Linked DNA regions of Mus musculus: region 1 is linked to region 2. The links are chromatin loops, found by intact Hi-C in ENCODE. Cell type or tissue: left cerebral cortex. All regions are shown on one strand. Each heading gives the region's core, and the rest is flanking DNA. Links, peaks and the distances in the headings are about the cores only.

Region 1 (15,820 bases), core at 4,109-12,108, 220 kb before region 2:
AGCAGAACTGGGAGGATCGAGAAGTGAGTGTGAGCATGATGTGAAGCCCCAAGTAATAAGAGTATTACGAGGTCGGGCATAGTGGCGCACATGTTTAATCCCAGCACTCGGGAGGCAGAGGCAGGCGGATTTCTGAGTTCAAGGCCAGCCTGCTCTACAAAGTGAGTTCCAGGACAGCCAGGGCTATACAGAGAAACCCTGTCTTGAAAAACCAAATATATATTATGCTGGGAAAAATTGTGGCCACACTGAGAAGGGAACACAGGTGTAGGCATGAATTTTTTGCAACCTACTTCTAATAAGGTTCAACTTCTCCTCTTGCCCACCACCCAGCAGAGGTAGTGGAAGAGAAAAGTATTCAGGAGCTGGGGGAAGTAGATTGCTGTTCAGCAATAGTTCTTTCGGGATGAGCTCGATCTTCTTTGACAGTTTAGTCCCATAGCAAATACCAAATACAATTCAGAAGCTGCAGACCAGTCCTCCAGGAAGGCAGGCACCAGGCACACACTGGCAGCTACTGAATAGTTCTTTCACTAAGCAGATACCAGGCAGCTGTAGTTCAATCCTGATGAAACCACCAGGATCACCAATCATCCTAAGGCAAGGCCGCAGGAGCTGCAATCTGTCGCAGGAACCTCAGGAGCAGTTCTTGGGCGAGCTTCTCTCAATGGCGACATCACCACAAGTTGAACTCAACACCACCATGTAAGGCGAACCAATACATGTGTGTCTTTATTGAAGAATAGTGAGGAGGAGCAAACCAAACCAAGGCCCAGTGCTCATCTCCCACTGTCTGTGGGGTCAGATTTATACTCCTTTATCAAGCATCCTTTCACATGTTTGCTATATCAAAACATCCTTTCACCCATGTCTGCTTCAGGAAAACAGTCTTTTATGTGTTTGCTTTAGCAAGACATCCTTTCACCTGTGTGCCTAGCAAAACATCATTTGTCATAACTAACGTTACAAAGAACCAGAAGTTTTTACTTCATAGAAGTCCAGTGGATGCCCCTGCCCCCAAGTCCATCTGCAGGAGCCTGACAGGAGGTTCAGGTTTAAATAGAGTGCCAGAGGTATGCATAACCCAACAGACCAGGTCAAGGTGTTCACACCCATGGAGGTGTGTTCACACCACTCATCAAGGGGCATTCACAGCCATCCCCAGCCCATCTTTGTCCACATTCTACTCTGCAGGACCATGTGAGATCTCTTCCTCCTCTGGCTGGCACCTGGCACTCAGGCTTTTTCTCCCCCTGCCTCCAGCATGAGATTCTTGGGTAACAATAATTTCTTGGGTCCATGTTTCAAAAGTCTGATAGCCAAAGGCTAGGTTATCCTTGCTTCAGCCAGGACAGTTGCACTGTTCAAGTATGTGTGTGTGTTCATATAATGTTATAAAAAAGAGCCCAAAGTCATCAGAAGTGTCAGCATGGCTTAGAAAGCAGATGGAGTCAGTCTAGAGCTCTGTTTGGCTCTAGGAAGTGTATGGTCTCAGTGGTCTACAGCTGGGAGTACCAGCTGCTTCCAGCATCCAACTTTTAACTTTGCAAGCCAACAGCCCATCAGAAAAGACAATGGAAACCTGACTACCACATAAAACTATTGGTACTGGCATTGGTGTAACATAGGAGAGGTGATAATGGAATGGCAGTGTGCAGAAGGGTCCATGCCTGTGAGTAGTCTCACTTTGTATAAACTCCTCCTTGTGAGAACTAACCCAGGCCTGAGAGTACTTTCTCAATCCCTAGAGATGGTGCTTGCCTGCCCCAGTCTCTCCCCCCTCTGCCCTACCTCTTAAAGTCCCTCTACCCCTCAGTATTGATATATGGAGAACCATCTTTCTAGCACACAAATCTTTTGATACAGACTACATTCTGACCCTAACTATGGATGGTGTAACCTTTAGCCCACTGACAGCTAGCCAAGGGAAAGTTTGCTACTGTGGTGGTTTGAATGAGAGTGTTCTTCATACATTTATGTATTTAAAGACTTGGTCCTGAGTTATTGGTGCTTGTGGTGTTTTGAAGGAGAATGGCTCCTATAGGCTCATATGATTGCATGCTTGGTCTCCAGTTAGTGGAACTTTTGAGGAAGGATTAGGAGGTGTGGCCTCATTGGAGGAGTGGCCTCATTGGAGGGGGTGTGGCTTTGTTGGAAGTGTGTTACTGGACTTTGAGGTTTCAAAAGCCTATGCTAGGCCCAATATCTCCTCTCTCTCTCTCTCTCTCTCTCTCTCTCTCTCTCTCTCTCTCTCCCTCTCCCTCTTCCCCTCTCCCCCCATCCCCTCTCTCCCTCCTCTTCCCCCCTCCCCTCTCTCCTCCCTCTCCCCCCTCTCTCCCTTTCTCCCCCTCTTCCCCTCTCCCTCTCTCCCCCTTCTCCTTCCTCTCCCTCCCTGATGCTTATGGATCAGGGTGCAAAGTTCTCAGCTACTGCTGCAGCATCCTAATGGTCACCATAATGATCATGGACTTGTCCTCTGAAACTGTGGACAAGCCCCCAGTGAAATGCTTTCTTTTGTAGGAGTTGCCTTGGCCATGGTGTCTCCTCACAACACTAGAACAGTAACAGCGACAGTGAGTGTTGTTTGGGGGATGTTTAGGTATGGAGGTATGTCCCTGGGAGAAGGATTCTGAGCTGTAATATTCCCACCATTTCCAGTGGCTCTCTCTCTGCTTCATGCTTCTGGTAAAAGGTGTGAGCTCTCATTATCCTGCCCCAGCTGCCAAGCCTGCTGTTTGCTGCCACATCTCATCATCGTGAGTCCTTGTAAGTCAAAATGAACACTTTCTTCTATAAGGTGCCTCGGCCATAGCGTGTTGATCACAGAATAGAAAGTAATTGCTATAGGTACCAGCTCATGCTGCCTTGCCCTGAGTGAGGGCTTGAACTCAGTTCCCCACTGAATCAGAACAAGCCAGTTTTCCCTTTCCCTCTTCCCCTATCTCTCCCTTGTCTCTTGCCATGCTAGGAACTGAACCAAAGACCTTGCCCGTGTGAGATAGGTATCCTATCAAACTATACCCTAGCCCCACTGGTGGTATTTTCTGGCTGCAGGAAACAGGTGATGCTCACTCTGAGGAGGCACACAGTGCTAACTTGTTTCTTGCTCTCCTTCGCACGGCCTCATTCAGTCTTATTGCTACTGGGCACACATGGACATTCCACTCTCAAGTGAGGTCTCACTGACTCCAGCAAGGGAAGGGAAGCTCAATGGTGACCATGTCTATCTTTTGATGCCTTGATGGGTTTCACTGACTTGAGTGAGGGCTGACATCAGAAGAGTTGAACTGAACCAGTTGGGTTCAGTGCCTCTCTGGACCTGGCTGACATCAGAAGAGGAAGTGAAGCCTCCTGGTGTCAAGTCTCACTCTGTACCCGTATCTCGTTTAGTCTTGCTGTTTGTTGTATGGCAGCTGAGGTTCAGTTCCCTGCTGGATGCTACCTTGTAGGGAAGTTGGAGTGCTGCCTGTTTCTGCCAGGCAGAGAGGGAACCATTAGCTCCCTGTTCAATCTTACTAATGTCACCTAACATGATGACCCAATTGTGTCTGACTTCCATGAAAGGAGAGCTGGGTGTAACACCCCCACCCCCACTGGCAAGGGCAAGTTGTGTTTGGCTGGAGTAAGGAAGTATTGCTAAAGTTTTCTATTGTTAAGCCGCTTTTAGCCCTGGTCCTCAGGCTACCGAGATCAGGCTTTTCTTAGAATTGTATGCCTGTGCCTGTTAACAGTTCTGGGTTAGAAATGCGTGTAGTACCCAGTCCAGGAGAGGCGAGAGGCAGAGATAGGAAGCAGAGGACACATTGTGGGTATGTTCCTCAAGTCCACCTTTCAGAATCCTCTGAGTCTTGCATTTTTGTTCACATTTTCTATCATCAAGGAGAACACTAGAGGGTTGGAGAGATGGTACAGCATTTAAGAGCACTGGCTGATTTTCCAGAGAACCTGGGTTTAACCTTCACATCCATATGATGGCTTATAGTTGTCTATAACTCCATTTCCAGGGGATCTGATTCCTTCTTCTGGCTTCTGCAGGTATCAGGTGTGTATGTGGTACATAAACATACATTCAGTCAAAACACCCATGCACATAAATAAAAGTTTTAAAAAAGGCTTGGGGGGGGAACTGGTAGGCTCCATCCAAGTGGAGTTATAAAACTGCACAATTGTTTTCAAATGAAATAGCATCCTCAACCTCAGTCAGAAAAGCTTTCCCTGCAGGGACTCAGAACTGGCCAGAGAGAATAGCAGCTGCCCCTGCCTCGACCACCAAGGCTCAGCAAACACCATGGGGGTAAGAGTTGGAGGATGGGGAGGAGGGCGGTAGAATACGGTGTTCTGGACCTAACATAGCTACTGCTCTCATGAACTCAGGAGCAGCTATGGTTACCAGCACGGCAACAGACTAGACAACATTCCAGCAGGCAGCATGTGGACCCATGGAGGTAGGACAGGGGCATGCTGGTGGTCCTTGGGTAAATGTGGGAGTTCTAGGTGAATATGATCAAGTGCGTGATCACTCCCTGGTTCAATCATTTGATGGAAGGACCCCAAAGCTGTTATATTCATGGCTGCAGTTCTTCACAGCGAAGGGATACAGGAAGATATATCATGGATACCACTCTGGAGGTGTCAGGTCCTCTCAGACACCCCACAAAGGAACCCATCAGCCTTCATTGACTGCCTGTTTCACAAAGACACATGGCTTCCTTGAGCATTGAAAATTGCTCAACTGAAAGTTGTCCGTCCTACCCCAAACGAAAACCCAACACTAGACCCACATTATCCTAGTGAGTTTTGCTTTACAAATTTTACCTTTGTCCTGTTGTGACAACTTCAACATAGCTGTTGTGTGACTTTTCCTGGGGAACAGAGTAGGCTGGGCCCTCTTCTATCAATTAGCAATTAGGAAGACACCCATATACATGCCCAGAGGCCCGTCTGATGGAGGCAGCTTCACAATTGAGATTCTCTCTTCCCAGGAATGTCGTGGTTTGTGTCAAGGCAACAAAACTAATTATGACACAGTTTAAGAGCACAGCCTGGTATGGTGGGGAAGGCATGTTGGCAGAGCTCTGAGGTCAGTCACACTGTGCCCATATTCAGAGAGGAGAGAGCATTGTACACTGCTGTTCAGGTAGAAGTCTTTTGAGCAGTCCAGATTCCCAGCCCAGGGAATGCTAACATGCACTATTAGTGTGACTCCTCCTACCTCAAAAGTCTAGTCAAGACAACCCCTCACAGGCATGCACAGAAGCTAACCTAGTCTAGATCATCCAATATGGAGCCCAGAAGTCAGTCTCCTGGGTGACTCTAGATGTTGCCAAGTTGCTAACCAATGTTAACTGTCATTAGCCCTTCGTCAGAGGTTGTGGAGTGTGAATCATGGCTGAGTTGTCTTGATGATGGGTTTTTGGTCACCTGGTGACTGTTGAGGCTGGGGTGCCTGGGAGAGATTCTGTGTTGTATATTTTCCAGTAAAGGGACAGCCTGGCCATGGTGGCATAGAGCCTAGGGGATAGATGCATCCACTGTACAAGGGGATCAGGCTGGGATACTCATAGATCTGACCCTGATCTGACACTTTGTGTGTCTGCAGACTTCGCATCTGGCTTAGAATTGCTTAAATCACCTTCATCTCTTGCAGGTAGAAAACCGCTTAGTTGTATGCAATTTAAAGTGCACCATCTTGCCAACTTTGTCCTGGAGGCCAGGTCCACCTGCATTCACGTGGATGGAATGAAGCAGTAGATGATTTGTTCAGTTGTACAACCCGACGAGGTACTATCCAAGTGGCAATCTGCAGGCTGTGCCCCAGAGACCCTGTTTGTACGAGGGCTGAATGCAAGGTTTCTTTGCAGTGTGTACCACAGGGATAAGTAGAGGGTAAAGTATTGTGAGATGAAAACCAAGTGACTGTGAACCCCCAGTGAGACACTGTCCTAGGTATGAGGTAGGCAGGTGTGCACTCCCAGTGTGGCTGGGTGTGAGGTGAGCAGGTGTGAACACCAGTGTGGCACACAGTCCTAGGTGTGAGGTAAGCAGGTGTGAACCCCCAGTGTGGCACTGTCCTAGGTGTGAGGTAGGCAGGTGTGTACCCACAGTGTGGCTGGGTGTGAGGTAAGCAGGTGTGAACACCAGTGTGGCACACAGTCCTAGGTGTGAGGTAAGCAGGTGTGAACCCCCAGTGTGGCACTGTCCTAGGTGTGAGGTGAGGAAGTGTGAACACCCAGTGTGGCACTGTGTTAGGTGTGAGGTGTGCAGGTATGTACCCCCAGTGTGGCTGGGTATGAGGTGAGCAGGTGTGAACCCCGAGTGTGGCACTGTTCTAGGTGTGAGGTAGGCAGGTGTGCACCCCCAGTGTGTCTGGGTGTGAGGTGAGCAGGTGTGCACACCCAGTGTGTCTGGGTGTGAGGTGAGCAGGTGCATACCCCCAGTGTGGCACAGTCCTAGGTGTGAGTGGGCAGGTGTGTACCCCCAGTTTGGCTGGGTGAGAGGTGGACAGATGTGAACTCCCAGTGTGGCACAGTCCTAGGTGTGAGTGGGCAGGTGTGTACCCCCAGTTTGGCTGGGTGTGAGGTGGGCAGGTGTGAACTCCCAGTGTGGCACAGTCCTAGGTGTGAGCTGGGCAGGTGTGAACCCCCAGTGTGGCTGGGTGTGAGGTAAGCAGGTGTATACCCTTAATGTGGCACTGTTCTAGGTGTGAGCCGGGCAGGGGAGATATGAGTCTAAGCATATCGGCAGGACCTAGAGGGTCATGGTCCTCCTTAGAGTCTCTCTTCCATATTATCCCAAGTTGGAGAGTTGATGTAGAAGAGCCAGAGGTGACAACATAAGAGAGGGGCTGTCAGTCACTTCAGTGCCCTGAGCTAGTTTCTCCTCATTATCTGATGGACTAGGTTTGGAATCACCTAGGAGATATGCCTGATGAGGCTGCTTAGCTGAGGAAGATCCACCCTGTATGTGGGTGGCACCTCCCATGGGCCAGGGCATGGATAAAAAGCAGGAGCTGGTGGGATGCCAACATCCATCTCTCTGCTTCCTGACTATGGAAACAGTCTGACTCTGTACCTCACAGCCCCGCCTCCATGCCTCCCTCTTCCATGGTAGACTAAGCTCAAACCATGAGCCCAAACACACCCTCTTTGTAAGCTTTTGCCAGGCGTTTGTCACGGCGGTGAGGAGAGTAATTAGTACAGGCTCTATATTTCAAGTTCCTCTATTCCATCCTCCTCAACATGCGCCTATCCCGTGCCTCATCTCCGTGTCCTGCACCAGAGCTGATGGGTCTGGTGAACAGCTACACGCAGACGTACTAGTGACGTGTACAACTCTTTGCAAACCCTGACCTCAGGTTTCTTCTCTTTGAAGAGGACGCCCTCACTTTAGAATCATGAGCTCTCTGGGACCAGGTTTCCAGGGAATATTCTATGAGTGTGTCTGTCCTATGGTGGTCCTGGGTTCTCTGGACATCATTGTGTGGTTGACCCCAGAGGAAGCCCTGGGCTGTGTGGCAGAGTCCCCACTAGATGGCAGTGTCATCTTGCTCATAATTCCCTCATCAAGTTCGCCTGAACACAGAAAAGCCAGGCTCTGCAGCCACCACCAGGAAGTGTCAATCACTGCTTTGTCCCTTAGTGGCTCTGGGCCTGGGGCAAGACATTGGGATTGTGGATTTCCTCTTGTGTAATGTAGTGGTGTCTCTGTGGGTCTCCAGATGCAAAACCAGTTGAGTTACCACTACAGCAGGCAAGCTGTCTGGCACTCTTGGGGTCATATTGTATTTTTCTTTGCATTTCTTTAAAGCTAAGATTTGTTAAGAAATGATAAATAGAAGACGTCACACAGCAAGGTTAGCCAGGTCCACATCTCAGTGACGTTCTCTAAAACTAGAGTGGCCATGCTAGAGGTATAGAATGCCACATTCCATATGTCTAGTATCCATTCTACTTTTATGTACTTATCCACCACCAGAAAACAAAGACTCCATTACAGAGCTAAAACTAGAAAAGCATTAGCTCACTATTGTCTTTCATGACCCAATTATCCATTAGCTGCAGTCAGCCCTTCATCTCCTAGTGTTCATCCTGTTTCTCCTTTCTACATGCTATGCTGTACATGTACATTTGTTTATATATGTACTGTCAGAGACCATCCCGTGAGAAAGTGAGCCCTTCACAATCTCCCTAACAGGCCAAATGGCATTGTACTAAGAGCTGGTTATCACCCCCCTTCCTCCCTATTCCTTTCTTGGCACCTGAGGCTGTAAAGCTGAATTATAGTCCCCTCTTCCCTATCTCTTCCTGAGTTCCCATGCCATCCAAGGACACGAGTTACGCCTGAGCCCAGCCTGACCCCCAAGGCTGTCAAGGAGGATCTATGTTCCAGAGATAAGATCCAGAGTGCCCGCTGCCTGGCGCCTGATTTCGGCCCCCATGTCAGCAGATGCCCACTTCTTTGTTCTTTGTATAATTCTCCCTCGACCCCTCCCATATTCCCCGCGATGTATGCTTTAAAAAGAAGGCACCTCAGCCTAATAAACGAGACCTTGATAGGTTGACATATCTACTTGGTCCTCCGACTTTCTTTCTTTTATTCCCATTTCCTTCCAGGTTCTCGGTCCCCCTCGCACCCACGAATAACTGAATCCCGCGGGACGGGATAATGTACACATAGTATTGCCCATATACTTACATGCATATATTTTATTCATAGATATATGTGTATATTATGTTTATGTATGTACATGTATCAATTTCACATCATATTATACTTACATGCGTATATTATTGTATTCACAGATATATGTATATATTATTTATGTACATACATGTATAAATTACATATTCAGGCTCATACTTTATTGAGGGCTTGTTATGGTTTAGATACATTCTAAAGGCTTCTAAAATAGTGCATATATGTGTGTGGGTTTGTGCATATGGATACAGTACCTGAATTTAAAAAAAACTGGGGTTACAGGTGGTTGTAAGACACCCAATGTGAATACTGGGAACTGAACTTGGGTCCTCCACAAGGGCAGTGTACATTGTTAACCAATTGAGGCACCTCTCCAGTCTGTCTAGATTTATCCTAAGGACTTGGAAGGCATCCTAGTAGGTAAAGTACTTGATACAAGGGCATAGTTGCCTGAAATGAGGACATAACTCTCCAAGGTATGGTTAAGGGGGAGGTTTTATTGTAGATGTCAGGGAAAGCACAGCCAGAGGCACTGGGAAGAGTCTAGAACAGGGAGAGAGAGAGTAGTGGATTAGCATGACCAGTAGACTGAACTGGGCCATGGGGGTGGTGGTGGCAGAGAGTAAATGTGGAGGACCAAGGGGGTGCAAGTGGATGAAGAGAGAGGGGCCCAAGAACAGAGGACCATGAGAGCAAAGCCAAGAGAACTAAAAGAGAAAGTATGTCTGAGGTGGTAGGGTTATATAGAAATGAGAAGCTGGAGAAAGCAAAGCCCATGGGCAGGAAAAGAGGTTTGGGACATGGTGAGAAGAGCTGAGGAGCCACAGGTACTCAGTGAGCCTGGAGGCCTGCAAGAGAGTCCAGCGCTGCAAGAGAGTCCAGCGCTGAGCCTGCCCTCTCCAGAGATGAATGTTCCCAGCATGCTCTGCACTGCTCTGCTGCTCTGTGGGCTCTGAGGCTCTACCTGCTGATCTTGCCAAGGCTTGGCATTCAAGGTCCAGGGAGGGCATCCTAGTTTGCTTTTTGTTTCCGTGATAAACTCCATGACCCAAAGCAACTTGGGGAGGAGAGGGTTTATTTTTGTAGGATAACTAAGCTAAGATGGACAGGTTTACAGTCCATCACTGAGTGAAAACAAGGTAGACACTCAAGGCAGGAGCTTGAAGCAGGAACCACAGAGGAATGCTTACTGGATTCCCCTACCCCTGGGCTCCTGCTCAGATAGCTTTCTTATATAGCCTAGGGATGGCACTGCCCACAAAGGTCAGGACCCTCCCACACCAGTCATTAATCAAGAAGATGCCCCACAGACAATCTAGTGGAAACAGTTTCTTTAACTGAGGCTCCCTCTCCCCAGATGACTCTCGTTTGTGTCAAGTTGACTGTAAAAGTCAAGTTGTGTCTAAAGGCAATTGTGGCACCCTTATACTCCTACCCAGAACTTGGGTGGTACCCCATAGACTCCCCCAACCCCCAGTGTGGTTCACATCCAGGCTGGAGTTCCATTTACTCACCTGGCCAGGCCTGGGCCCTCCAGGTCCAGAGGTGGACCTGGGCTACTCTCAGCTCTTCCCAGAGCTCCTCATGTAAGCAGCTGGACATCTGCATACTGCCTCTGGGAGTGAGAAATGCAAAGCCACACTTTACAAAATGATCCTGCAATTACATAGGAAGTTGAATGTCTCTGTGCCCCACTACTCAGGTCTATCTGCCCTGAGGTTCTAATTGGGGTTCAACCAAGAGTGTTGGAAAGCAATGAGCAGAACACAAGAGCAGCCTGAACCTGGAGATGGTGCAGATGCCTCTCAGTATATGAACGGATCTGCAAACTGTGGTTTAGCAGCAACAGGCAACAGGCTGCGGGTGCTGGGGCAGAATGCCAAGGGAGATGACATTTTGTTTCTAATTCTTTGAAGTCCTAAAACATGAAAGCCCAACCTCTGTGATAGAATCCACACAGTGGGGCCACTGGGTAAAGGCCTGGCCACCAGGCCTGACAGCACTGGTTCAATCCCCAGACACACATGGTGGAGGGGGAGAACCAGCTCTTTTAAGCTGTCCCTGATCTCCAGGTGTGGGCCTTGGTTTACCCGTGGTCCTACTCACAGTAAGTAAATGTAATAAAACATTAAGGATAAAAAAAGAAGTCATGTGGAGGTTGCTTCAGAGTTGGGGGAGGGGTGGGAAGAGACCTTGCAACTTTGTGTGTGTGTGTATATGTGTGTGTGTGTGTGTGTGTGTGTGTGTGTGAGAGAGAGAGAGAGAGAGAGAGAGAGAGAGAGAGAGAGAGAGAGAGGATTTTACTGTGTAAATCAGACTGGCCTCAGACTTAAGATCCTCCCTCCCTCCTTTTTAAAGACAGGGTCTCATGTAGCCCAGCATGACTCCAAACTTTCTACCTAGCTAAGGATGACTTTGAGCCTCCCCTCCCCCAACCCTCAACCTCCTCGCTCAGATGCTGGTTGACAGACTTGAGTCATCACACCTGATTTTACTCCACGCAAGGGATCAAACCCAGGTGTTCTGTGTATGCTAGGCAAGCAGTCTACCAACGTAGCCACATCCCAGTCCCTCATGTCAGCTTTGTGAGGAATCCTTGGGAAGCCATTCTGATTCTTTGCTGATTCTACCCATGACAAGCCCAGTGAAAGGATCTGGGGTGCAGGGAATCTACGAGAAGCTTCCTGCAATGCTGAGGCACTCTGCAATGGACTCTCGAGCTGCCACATCAGCTGTGCCGGCTCGCCAACAAATTCAAAATCTATGTGTCTCAGCCACCAATTGGGATTTTCTATTACCTACAGATACTTGGCAAGTACAGCCCAGGGATTCCTCGTACTAACTCAGTGCTTGCTTAGCACGCATGGAACACCTGGGTTTGATTCCCTGCATTGGATAAGACTAGTCAGGGCACAGACCTGTAACAGTGCTCAGTTGGTAGACTCAGGAGGATCAACTATTAAAACCATCCTTGGCTACATGGCAAGTTAGAGGCCAGCCTAGGCTTGAGACACTGGCAACATAAAATAAGTTAATTCAAAAGCCGGGTCAAGCTTTGGCTCCTGGTCCTGTTCAGATTCCCTGCAGGGTTTCTCAGCTGTTGGAGCTGAGCTGTGTCCTCAGACACAGAAGGAAACGTCCCATCAGGTCTCAGCATGTTCCTCAGCTGCCAAGGGGGGTGGGGGAGGGTGGGGGTGTTCTGTTACATCTCCAACACTTGTCCTTCCTGCTCCAGCTTGTTTCCATGGCCACTGGGCATTGCTTGTCGCTGCTGTCAGATTGCAAAGGACAGGGGAACCTGGGCCATTTACAGCTTCCTCCCCCATCCTCTGCCAGAAAATTGGCTTCCCGGAGGGGGGCTGTCATTGTGTCAGCTCCACCTGTTGATGCCAAGTGTGGGTGTTGGAGAATCCCAGTCTGTCTTCCAATGCTGGTGGATCAGCCCTGAGATGTGGGGAAGGCTCTGACGCTTGCCTGCTTCAGCCATCTCACTTCTGAGAGATTTCGCTGCAATGTGCCCTTGTCTTCCTAAGGGAGGAGCTACTGACTTGGAAGTCACAGCCTGACATGTGCAGATGAGGTCAGGGGGCTGAAGAGACCCAAGTATGCCTTAACCTCTGAGGTATCCTGCCTGGAGCCTGTGAAGCAAGGGAGATAGCGTGTAATTCTGGCAAGTGTTTCTCCTCAGCCATCAGGCTAAATATGTACCCGTTTGTGCAAACCACGGGTCTCAGTCACGAAAGGATGTGAAGGACTGAAAGAAGAGAAGCGTCCCACACTTGGCAAACTTGCAACGAATTTGCACTTCCTGATTCAAAGTCTCTGACATTTTTGGAAAATCCAAATTTAATCAAGGCGTTTTAAAAGATCTAAACTGAATCAGAGAGACTTGAGGGCCATTAGCATAAATCTCAACTAGATCGCATACATTTTCCTGGGAGGATCGGCTTTCACCAGAGGCAAAGGAAGACTCATTTTCACAGAGCTGGGGAAGGGGACAAGTTTAAAGTCACATGATTCAGACAGGGAAGGAAGGTGACACTCTGGGTGCCATAGCCATCTCGACGTGGAGCTCACAGTCTGGAGTGGATTTTAACACATGGTATGAGAGCCTTGAGGACTGTGAGCACAAAGCAAACCTTATTTAAAAGCCAAGTGAGCAGCGTAGGAAAGCCGGCTGCTTGTTTCTCAGAAACCAGTGGCTGCCTGAGCCCTGCCATGTTTGTCTGCTTTGGCTGCAGTTCTCCTCTGACTTGGCTGGTGTTCACTATTCTCCCCCAAGCTGAGTATGCTCAGACTGGTACCTGGTCTCTGCTGTGTACTGGTTGAGGCTGTGGAAGACATACCTTCATTACCGGACATTCACTGTTCTTAGGTTTGGGGAGAGAGAGGAGTAGCTAGCAGAGAGAGGAGGTCCCGGTTCACTGTTCAGCTAAGAGCTTTATGAACACCCCACACCTCAGGGCGTGGACCTGTTTATCAGGGCGCTCTTCTGTCTCTGCCTCCAGTCTTGCTGTAAAAATGCTGGGATTATAGGGGTGTGTTACCATGTATGGCTTTTAGTGGGTTCTAGGAATCCGAATTCAGGTCTTCATGCTTTCAGAACAACCCCATTTTTCACTGATCCACCTCCTTAACCCTCTAGGAATCTACTCTTACAGATCGCCAAGGGAGGTGGGTGTCCTATAAGGGAGAGAAGCAGGCTTAGTGATCACCTGACCCATGCCACGTGACTGACCACCTGACCCTGTGCTGCATGACTGCAGTCAGGCTGCCTGCAGTCCCCAGGAGGTAGGGGTGGGTGGTGGTGGTGAGGACTTGGCAGTTCATTAAAACTATGAGCCGGAAGAGTTTCAGGAGCTGGGTGATCGTCAGCTCTCCACAGCAGCGTCTGACACTGTTATAAGAGATGGTTTCCCGTGTCCCTGACATGGGCTCAGACATGTAACTTCACCACAACCCTGCACAGTGGGGTACAGGCTGTTCAGATCTTGACCTCCCTCACTGACTTCTGGCTTTCTAGTCCTTTAACTTAGTATCAACGACAGTTTCTGTGTTTAAGGAGAGTCCCTAGGCTGGCAGATGGGGTCGAGCTGTCTTTGGGATCAAGGTTTCTGGCTGGAACTGAGAGTTCTTCCCTGTTTTTCCTGTTACCCACACCTGGTGCCTAGAAGCCCTACCCCACTCCCTCCCTATCTCTCCCACCCTCCCTTTACTCCCATACCATTTATGTATACATGTGTGTGTATTTAGCAGTGCTGGGGATTGAACCCAGGACTTTGCAAATGCTGGGCTACTGATCTATCACTGAGCTGTATATAGCCCCAGTCATATTTTATTTTATTTTATTTTATTTTATTTTACTTTATTTTTGAGACAGAGTCACACTACATTGACCAAACTGACCTTGGACTCTCTGTCCTCTTGTGCCAGGTGTGTGGGATGGCAGGTCTGTCCAGCAGCCTGGCTAGTATCCCATAAACCCACAAAGATGGGTCTTGTGGGCTTGTCTAATATGCTCAGGGCCTGTAGGGAGGAAAAGTAAGTAAGTAGGCTTTAAAGGGGAGGTTTAATTAACTCACAGTCCCTAGGAAGGGCTATTTCCAAAGCGTCCTCTGCTCTGCAGAGTTTATGATTCTTTTATCCCTGCATGTGCCCATGCACACATACACATACATGCATGCACACACATATACACCTGCACAAAATGTAAACATGTGTGCTTGCACACACATGTGCCCAAACACACCTGCAAAACACATAAATACATGTGCTTGCACACACATGCACATACATGTGCACACAAACATATGCTGGAACACACAGACATACAAACACATGTAAGAACATGCATGCATTCACATGTGCACTCATACATACATGCACATACTCAGGTGTTTGATGTTCCTACATCCAGAACCTTCAGCATGTCTCCAGTTGTGATCACAGCTGTACTGAGCTCTGGCTGGACTGGGTTTCAGCACGACATTTCATGATAAATTTATCAAAGCCACAGAAGCTGTTTCTTTATAAATAACCCTGGCACTTGAGATCCTTCATTTTTTGCTAATAATCTGTTGGCTGCAGTTAGTGTCTGCAATAAGTGGAGGACTCCGTCCACATCACTGAGCCCAGGCCCTGGTCATGAGTTCTTACTCATTTCCTCTGAGTCCTGATTCATCTTGAAGTGTAGGAGGCTTTTCCCATTGTGAAACCCTCACACAAAGTAGCAGAGAGAGAGAGACAGACAGACACAGAGAGAGAGACAGAGAGAGAAAGAGAGACAGAGAGACAGAGAGACAGAGAGCCAGGACTCAATAATTCAATTTCTTCCTTTCTCCCTCTTTCTTTGACAGGGCCTTGTCCCATGGCCTGGGGTGCTCCCACCCCACCTCAGTTAATTCTCTCTGGACACCTAAAGGTGTTCATCACTAATACTATGGGTGCTTTTAAATCTGATTACATGACAGTGAAGACTGACCTCACATGTAATACAGTGTTTTCATAATGGCTAGTGCCAACCTGACAGGCTCTAGATCACCTAGGAGACCAGCTTCTGGGCTTGCCTGTGAGGGGTGGTCTTGATTTGGTCAAATGAGGTGGGAAGAACGACCATAAAAGTCAACAGTGCTATTCTCTGGTCTGGTTCCTGAATTGCAAGATGAGGAAGTGAAGCTGAGTGTCAGCAGCCTTGGGTCTCTGCTCCCAACTGTGAGCCAGACAATCCTTTCTCCCTTACATTGGGTATTTTTATCACACCAGTAGAAAAAGCACTGAGCACAGTCCTCTAAGCCCAGCATGGTGGGACCCAGAGAATTAATGCCATGTATCAAGGACACATGGAAGACACGCTTGAAGAGCTGTGCTCAAACATCCTTGAAGCAGCATCCTTTGGAAAGTCAGTTGTGATGGATGGTGTTTTGCTGGGCAAACACATGAAGGAGTGTTTTCCTGAAGCAGACACAGGTGAAAGGATATTTCTAAAGCAAGCATGTGAAAGGACACATGGTGAAGAATTCTTTGCTAACAACACGCATGTATTGGTCCGCCTTTCATTGTGCCATTGAGCTCCATTTGTCAGAACTCCATAGAAAGAAACACACCATAAACTTCTGGTGGCAGC
Region 2 (8,000 bases), core at 1-8,000:
TCCCCAAGACAAGGACCTTCTCTTCCCACTCAGTCCCCAAGGAAACACCCTCCACTGCAGGCCTACTACAAGGTGAGCAGCCAGTCCCCACCTCTGTAGAACCCTCAGCTACTGCATGGCCACTACCTGAGAAACCTGAGGAAGAGGACTGGGGCTCAAGACAGCTGCTGCCAGTCAGTGGCATCTTTTGGCTAAATAGAGATCTGACCAAACCAGCTCTGTACAGCTGCCCCACCCCCACTCCCCAAAGGCAGCGGCAGCCTGTCTGCAGGAGAGTGGGCAGGGGACCAACACATTCCCACAGGAACACCCACACAACAGGCTGCCATTCTCTGGTGTCTCTGTGGTGTTTGACAGTAGGGAAGAGAACAGAGCCCAGGGTAGGTGGAGTGTGGAAATCCCTTCTAAGAATAACATGTCACTTGTGACCATACTGTCACTTGCTCAGCCACTGGGACTCGACCTGTTCTTCCAAGACTGGACCAAAATGCATTCTCAAACATCAGAGTATTTGAACTTTTCATAATGCGGCCAACCATCTATACATAAGCAATGTTGCAGTTGCTTTCACAGCACAGAAAGTTAGGACATAGGACAGGCAGCCAAGGAGCTCGTTCCTTGACCTCAGGGACAAAGGCTCTGGGAACTCCTGTAAGAATGAACATGAGCACGCTGGGCTGAGAAGACACATGGAAGTCTGAGGCTGGGTAAAAGTGGCATAAAGAACCATGACGAGGCTGGGCCTGGTAGCGCACGCCTTTAATCCCAGCACTTGGGAGGCAGAGGCTGGCAGATTTCTGAGTTCGAGGCCAGCCTGGTCTACAGAGTGAGTTCCAGGACAGCCAGGGCTACACAGAGAAACACTGTCTTGAAAAAACAAAACAAAAAAAAAAAACAAAAAAAGAACTATGACGACTCGTGGGACTGAGGCTGGGGAGAAACCCAGTCAGTAAAGTGCTTGCCAGGCATGCATGAGGATACCCGAGTTCCATCAACAGAAAACACATAAAAAGGCTGGACGTGGTGATACACACTTGTAATCCCAGCCCTGGGGAGGCAGAGATAGGTGGATCCCGGAGGCTCGATGGCCAGCTGGCATAGTCCTCCTGGGAATTGCCAGGCTAGGGACCCTGCCTCAACGAACAAAATGGACAGTGTCCGAGGTAAGCGACATCCAGGGTTGTTCTCTATCCTCGGTACACGTTTTCATACACTCATGCACCTATATACGAATGAAGAGAGAGCTCACACACTGAAAGAACCTGTAGAAATGTTGCCAACACTGGAGACCCACAGACAGGTGCTTGCGGACTGTCCCAGCTGGAAACGAAGGACGAGGTTTTCTTTGCTCAGCTTCACAGGTGAGGAAGGAGCATGGGTGATCTTGTTAGTCAAGGCCAGGCAGCTAAGCAGGTGCAGGTTTAGTCTGAGGAGCCCTCAGTGACTAACTGGCCATCCCTCTGCTACCACTGTCCATCTCTGGAAGCCTGTGTGTGGAACTTAGGGTGTCCCATGACATCACACCAGGAGACGGGTGGACGCCTCCACATATGGGCGAAGGGAGGTTTGTTCTTAACAAGGCTCTAACCCTAACCCTAACCCTTGTCACCTGCCCAGCTTGCAGGTGCTAGCCATCTTTAGTCACACAGGCAATGCCAAGGGCTGTATCAGCCCTGGGTGCCTGGACAAGCTAAAAAGAGCACACACATGGTGACTTCCATGTAGACCAAAGAGCACACACATGATGCCTTCCATGTAGACTAAAGAGAACACACATGGCACCTTCCATGTAGACACATGAACACCTGCCTTATGGGAGCCATGATTCGCAAACAGCCCTGCCTCTTATGAAGCAGCCAAGCCCACAGCTGAACCACGTTTCCCAGCCCGGCCCCTGCTGTTTTCTCTCGCTTCCCTTACATCAGGACACACAAACCTCCTGCCATTCTCCACAGCTCCCCACCCCCAACACACACAGAAATCTTTTTTTTTTTAATCAGCTATTTTAGACACCTCTAGAATATTCGCTACCCATACCGCTGCACCCTAAAATGTCACTCAAATGTCAGCTTGAGTTTGTGAACCTTGCCTGACCAATTCCCCCAGGCTTCTCACAGGCCTCGGCACATACACAATTACACAACAGCGCCAGGCAAGGCTTTCTCCGTATCTCCTCCCCACTAACCGAGAGCCACTCAGGAGAAAGGGCTCAAGAGTCCCAGCCCAGCCTCAAACCCAGCCCGCAGACCTCTTCATCCTCCAGGAAGAGCTGCCGCCAGCTTCAGCATGCAGGAGGTGCCGCCATCCCATGACGGGGTCATTTCATGGCCCTAGCTCTCTGTCTAGCAGTACAGAAAAGTGTCACAGGACAGCAGAAGTCCCCCCACATCCCAGGCAGAGGCCAATATAACGCCTGCCATGGAAGTCTACTCCCAGGATCCCCTAGGAACTGCCCAAGCCCTGAGGTCTGGAATGACCCCCTTCTAAGATGAAGGCACCTCTCGGGAGCTGCCTGGGAGGGAGGGGACAATACAGGGAGCCCCAGGGATCTCGGAATATAGAGGTGGCTCTCTCCATTCCCACAGACTCAGACTGGATGCTTTGAGGAGGCCCCTCCACCTGAGAATTTGTTCTGTGCTGATTTGTATTTTAATCTACCAGGTTTTCTTCCTTACAGCAGAGACGATGACTCTAGTGTTCAAATTTAAAACTCAGGGAATCTCAGAAGTCAGGCTCCCTGGGAGGAGGTCTCCTCTTCCGCAGGGTACATAACTGCTCTGAGGTGGCTGTCGCCAGATGGAGAAGGGATGCACCCCCAGGATTCTGGGCCTGCTGCTTCAGGACCACGCAGAAGCCCAGGGTTCTGGTCCCAGAGAACAGAGCACTAACTGCACAACTGTCAGGGGACAGAGGACACAAACACCCCTGACCACTCTGCAGATCTGGAGACACGGGGAAGCCATCAGGGAAGGAAAGGATAAAAGAGAGCGAAACAAGAAGGCAAAAGGAAAGAACAGAGGGAGTCAGAAGGCGGCTTTGGAGAACCAGGGAGAGGAAGCCGGCGCCACACTGCCACCTTCTGGACAGACAGTGCATAGCAAGGCTTCAAGAATACCCAAACCAAACTAACCATGTGACCAGCTTCTCCCAAGACTCCCAAGTCAGCGCATCCCTGAGATCTTTGCACCTGAGAGATGGAACCAGCCCGGGTGTCCGGCCTCAGAGCAAGGGAGAAGGAAAGCGTGATCTATATAAACACAGTGGAACGCTTTCAGCCTTACGGAGGAAGTCACGTCACCAGATGCATCTGGAGGCTACTGTACTAAGCAAATGAAGGTGGTCTCAAAGAGGCAAACGCCATGCGTTCTCTTCCATTTGTAGCTCCTAGATTTTGTAGATACATAAAACCAGGGAGGCATGGGTGATGTGAAAGGGAAAACTGTCTAGGCCCTAGACTGTAGGGGAACGAAGCTGGTGGAAAGAGGTAGGAGGGCTCAGAGAGGGAGGGGAGGGGAGTACAGAGTGAGCATGCTCAAAGCGCACTATTTGGCTGCGTGAAAATGGCCCATGTGACTTTGTAGAAGTGGGCAAAACAGTCTGGAGAAAGGGGCCCCAGCCCCGTCCTGCCCACGCTGCGCCTTGTAACTCCCACACAAGCCTCATCGTTATCTCTCTGGACTCAGTTCCTCTGTGTGTGGGACAGTAGCAGGAGGAAGGCACTCTCTGCCCACCAGCAAGCTCTCTGAAAAGATACAGGGAGGGCCACAGGCTTGCGGAGCCTCTTCTGGGGCAGCACCCACCTTCTCTGTCCTCCAATGCTGACTTCGCTAAGACTCAGGATCTGAATGGTTACACAAAATCCCCTGATTTCTTTAACGTTTAAAATCACATTTACTAACTTTACTTATCTATCTATCTATTTATTTATTTATTTGGGGACCTAGATGCCACGGTGCACCTGTGTAGAAATCAGTTCTCTCCCACCACATTGATCATGGTGACCAAACGCATGTCATCCTGCTTGGTGGCAGGTGCCTTTTCCCGCTGAGCCATCTTGCTAGTCCCTCAAATCCCTTGATTTCTACATGCTAGACTAATTCAGAAGTTTTTAAGTAGACAAAGGCCACATGAAACAAGTCTGTATGCTGGGATTTCCCACCCTGCCTGTCACTGCAGGCCTTGGGAGTACATTGTGGCTACATTAACAGAGACAAGCAAGGGCCCATACGAGAGCCACTCATCAAACAGGGCCAAACTGCCAGCTCCCCCCATCTTCACCTTTCCTCCTAGTCCCTCTCCAACCCACTGCTCAGCCACCAAGTATCCCCACCCTGGCCCCAGTCTAATCCTGGCTCCCAAGAGGAGCTGATTGGAGGGAGCAATCCTCTCTCTGTCCTGTCACCCTTGGCAGCAACTGTGAGTGGTCACGCTGTGTCAAAGCTGCGCAGGGCTCCTCACCTTCTCTGTAGAGACCTGGACCCCATTACAACTTCCTGGACATTATGAGGATTGAAGGGTACAGACCCAAAGACACTCATATGCCATGCAGCACAGGAGACACTTGGCCATCTACAGCTAGCTGACAGACGACTTAGAACACTCTTCCCTCGGGACCAGGATGGTTGGGAACTAGCCTAAACTTCTCTGGGGAACGCTGTCACAATCACTTATTTTTGCCTGTTGTGAAGGGTTTGCACTACGGAGCACAGTGCTGGGGCACACCATCTTCCTGTTCTCTGTGTTGCAGGCTGAAGCCACTGGCACTTAATCTTCTCTAGCACAGATGCTTTAACTCCACAGATTACAGGAGACTCACAGAACCATCTGCTGTTTCAAACACGTCAGTGGATGCAGGCAAGCAGGGTCAGAGAGGCTGTGGCGCCACAGAGCCAAGCATGCGCATTGAGCATGGCCGGCCGGAAACTGGCACATGCGCGTTGGGCATGGCTCCTACGCTGTCTGAAAAGCTTCTAGACCCTGGTAACCAAGACCTTGCAGATCCTCTGCAAGGCTCTGCTGGCCTCAGCCAGAACACACTGTACTGGCTCTAAGCACCACCCAGAGGATGGAAGACTTGGGAGGGCGTGTTATGGGCTAAGCCAATAGACTGGAAGGCCTCAGGGTACTGGGTGAACTTTGGGCTGAGGAGGCACAAGACAGAAGGTAGGGCTCTGTGTCTGAGGTCCCCCATACTCTCAGCAGCCAAAGAGGGTCTCCGGGAGCACAAGGCAGGCAGACAAGCATGTAGGAAACTGGAGAGCAAAAGCCAACAGAGCTAAGCTTCAGAGAAACAAACAACGCTGGAGATTCTCTAGAATGGTTGAAGCCTTAAGCACCTGAAGAACTCGGTATCCAAAAAGCAACCAGTTCAGGGGTACGGATATGCCCACCACCCCGACACACACATGCACACACACATACAAGCCCTCACACAGGCTCCTAAGATACATACCCCTGACAAGCAGCTGTGCTGAGGCAGCCAGTCCACCCACTCGGTTACAGAAACAGGGTTTCCAGTGTGAGGCTAAAGGGCAACCTTGAGCAACTGAATGTGGCGTGGTTCAAGTGGGCATGCTGGCTTGTTGTGCAACAGAGCGGGCAGCAAAAAGCGGGGCAAAGCGAAGGAGGAGGGACCTGCCGAGACGCCTCCAAAATGCCCATAGCAAAGCAGATGGTCTCATGCTGGTGACGTCGTGGCTGCCTTACTGTGGGCAAAAACGCCCAGGAATGCCCACACATCGATGCAATCGGCTATCGATATATCTCCCTGGACGCAATCCTGTCCCTAGGTAATGGGTGGTGTGTGGCTTTTACAACAACCAAAATGTTAAACCTACGTGGAGGAGACGTTGTTAAGAACACTCAGAGGGGTGAGACAGTGACCACCACCAGAAAAGGCAGCTGGGAAGAAAGCCACTCCCCTCAGGTTAGCCAGAGCCTGAAGCTCCGCTGGCATCGTTAATGCTGCCCTCTGCCTAGCACAGGTGTGGCCCTGAGAAACAGTTCAATAGCTCCTCAGTAAATGAGAGCTGCCACATGCCACAGCAATCTCTACTGCTGGCTCCCAGGCTGAAAAAAGTTGTTCTGAGGGAACCATACGAACATACTCGCAGCGAGCTATTCACAGGACTAAAAGGCAAAAAAGCCCAGATGTCGCCAGACTTAAGAACTGATAAATGAATACAGTACACCCGGACAATGGAACAGTAGTCAGCCATAAAGACAGAATGCAGTGTTGACAGGCACTCCAACGTGAATGTCCCCTGAAATCAGAGGATGTGAAAGAAGCCAGCCACAGAGACCACAAGCGGCATGGCTTTTTTTTTTTTCCTTCAAAGCGCCTAGAGACTGTCCACCCACCACGGAAAGGAAGACTGGGCACTGCCAGGGGCTAAGGAAGATCGACTATTAATAGAGATCGCTTCCTTTGGGTGAAAATGTCCAGAGCCAGGCAGTGGTGAGTGTGCAGTATGTAAATGCACTAGCGGTACAAAAGTTCACTGGTAGAGAGCTTGCCTAGCATGCATGAAGCTAAGTTCAAACCGCAGAACTGCCCATGTAAAGGAGCGGTGCTCAGGTGCTCAACAGTCCAGAACGATGTGCTTTAAATGTGTTCTTTGACAACTGTTATGTGTATTTTAACACAACTTGTGAAAAGTGTTGTTGTTTAAGACGATAATGAACCACAAACGTATACAAATACAATGTCTAGAATCCAATGGCAAACAAGGGATGGGGAAAGCCCCTGGCTCAGGGGCAAAAAGAAGACAGGAGATCCCAAGGCAAGCTGACTAGTAAGACTAGCCACATCAGTGAGCTCTTGGTTTGATTCAGAGACCTATCTCAATAATTAAGGTGAAAGATCAATAGAGGATGATTCCCCACATCAGCCTTGGGCTTCTACGTGAGTGTGTACACGTGTGCAAGTGCACCCCCACACATGTGTGCCTATACATGCCAACATGAATACAAATACACAATGCACCACACACAGAGAGATACGCATGCACACAGATACACACAACAAGAGGAAGATAATGTTAGGCATTTGAGAGTATACACTGGCAAGACAAGTGGGAAATGACAAAGGCTTTGACAGCACACGAGTCTGTAATACACTAAAGGTCTATTCCACTGACGTCTACATTCAGAACAGGTGGGCTCATGGTAAACATGAACTCAGGCTGTTTGGGTCTGGTTCTGTCGAGTGACCCTAGCTCGGTCCAATTACGAGACAATCTAAAATCAAAACTAAAGGTGATCCCGCTGATACAGAAAAAAAACCTACTCTCTGGCACACCCCTCCCCCCCACTGGCTCACAGGAACCCCTTCCGGCCCAGGGTCTCTCCCCACACTACAACCCAAGCCTCAGCCAGTATCACTGGGGGCCCTGGATTTAGTTCAAGTCTCCACTGCCTAGGGACAGTGTCAGATCCCACACAACACAGGCTTGATCCCCAAAATGCACCCCTTGAGTTCAGCAGCAAGCCTCAGAATCCTACCTGTGCTTTTGACCGAGGGTCTATGCATCTAGGTTCCCACAGTCCACTCGGTAGATTCAATTAATCTGCCTAAATGGCTCACAGGATTCACAGGAACTCCCTTCCGCTTACGACAGACACGGTTGAGGCTACGTACAGGGCAAGCTTGGTTCTGGTCTCACGCCTTCTCTGAGGTGTTACCTTCCTTGAACTCCATGTCCTCAGGAAGTGCAGAAAACATCAAAAAAAAAAAAAAAAAAAAAAAGCGTGGCCAGCCGTGTGGAAACATGGACGGGTCTGGAGATCAGTGGAGACTGGCAGAGCCAGTCTGCTAGGATTCCTCAACCTTTGCTCTGGGGGGGGGGGGGGGGGCAGAATCCCTCATGAAACAGGTTATGTGTCCTCTACTGTGCAACAACAGGTACAGGAGGGAGATCTGGTCACAGGCCAGGCAAGAAGTGAGGTAAAGGCACTTGCTGCCAAGCCTGGTATCCTGAATTTAACCCCTGAACCCACAC

What was found. Peaks named below come from ENCODE experiments on the same cell type or tissue, not always from the same donor. Only the 100,000 strongest peaks of a DNase experiment are listed, where the experiment ranks them.
Region 1: it touches region 2 in a loop (10-fold over the local background); 20 of 42 quality-filtered maps call a loop at or near these places.

What each region holds. Positions count from the first base shown.
Region 1 is chr9:121,597,337-121,613,156 of GRCm38, reverse strand. Lyzl4os (lysozyme-like 4, opposite strand) reads right to left here. Exons shown (of 4, transcript NR_040740.1): 2 at 14,104-14,223; 3 at 10,212-10,312. It also overlaps a transcript of Lyzl4 not described here. Among named protein-coding and RNA genes, the nearest start is that of Lyzl4os, 18 kb to the right of the region's middle. In left cerebral cortex, for the core only: a CTCF peak has its summit at 7,526 (motif pointing right); DNase peaks (open chromatin) are centred at 7,532, 10,602, 11,511, 12,095 and 1 more place; H3K27ac peaks cover 886 bases.
Region 2 is chr9:121,380,385-121,388,384 of GRCm38, reverse strand. The region is part of intron 1 of Trak1 (trafficking protein, kinesin binding 1); the gene reads right to left. Among named protein-coding and RNA genes, the nearest start is that of Trak1, 17 kb to the right of the region's middle. In left cerebral cortex, for the core only: CTCF peaks have their summits at 2,886 and 3,090 (motif pointing left); DNase peaks (open chromatin) are centred at 4,892, 5,673, 6,036, 6,333 and 6 more places; H3K4me3 peaks cover 4,100 bases; H3K27ac peaks cover 6,621 bases.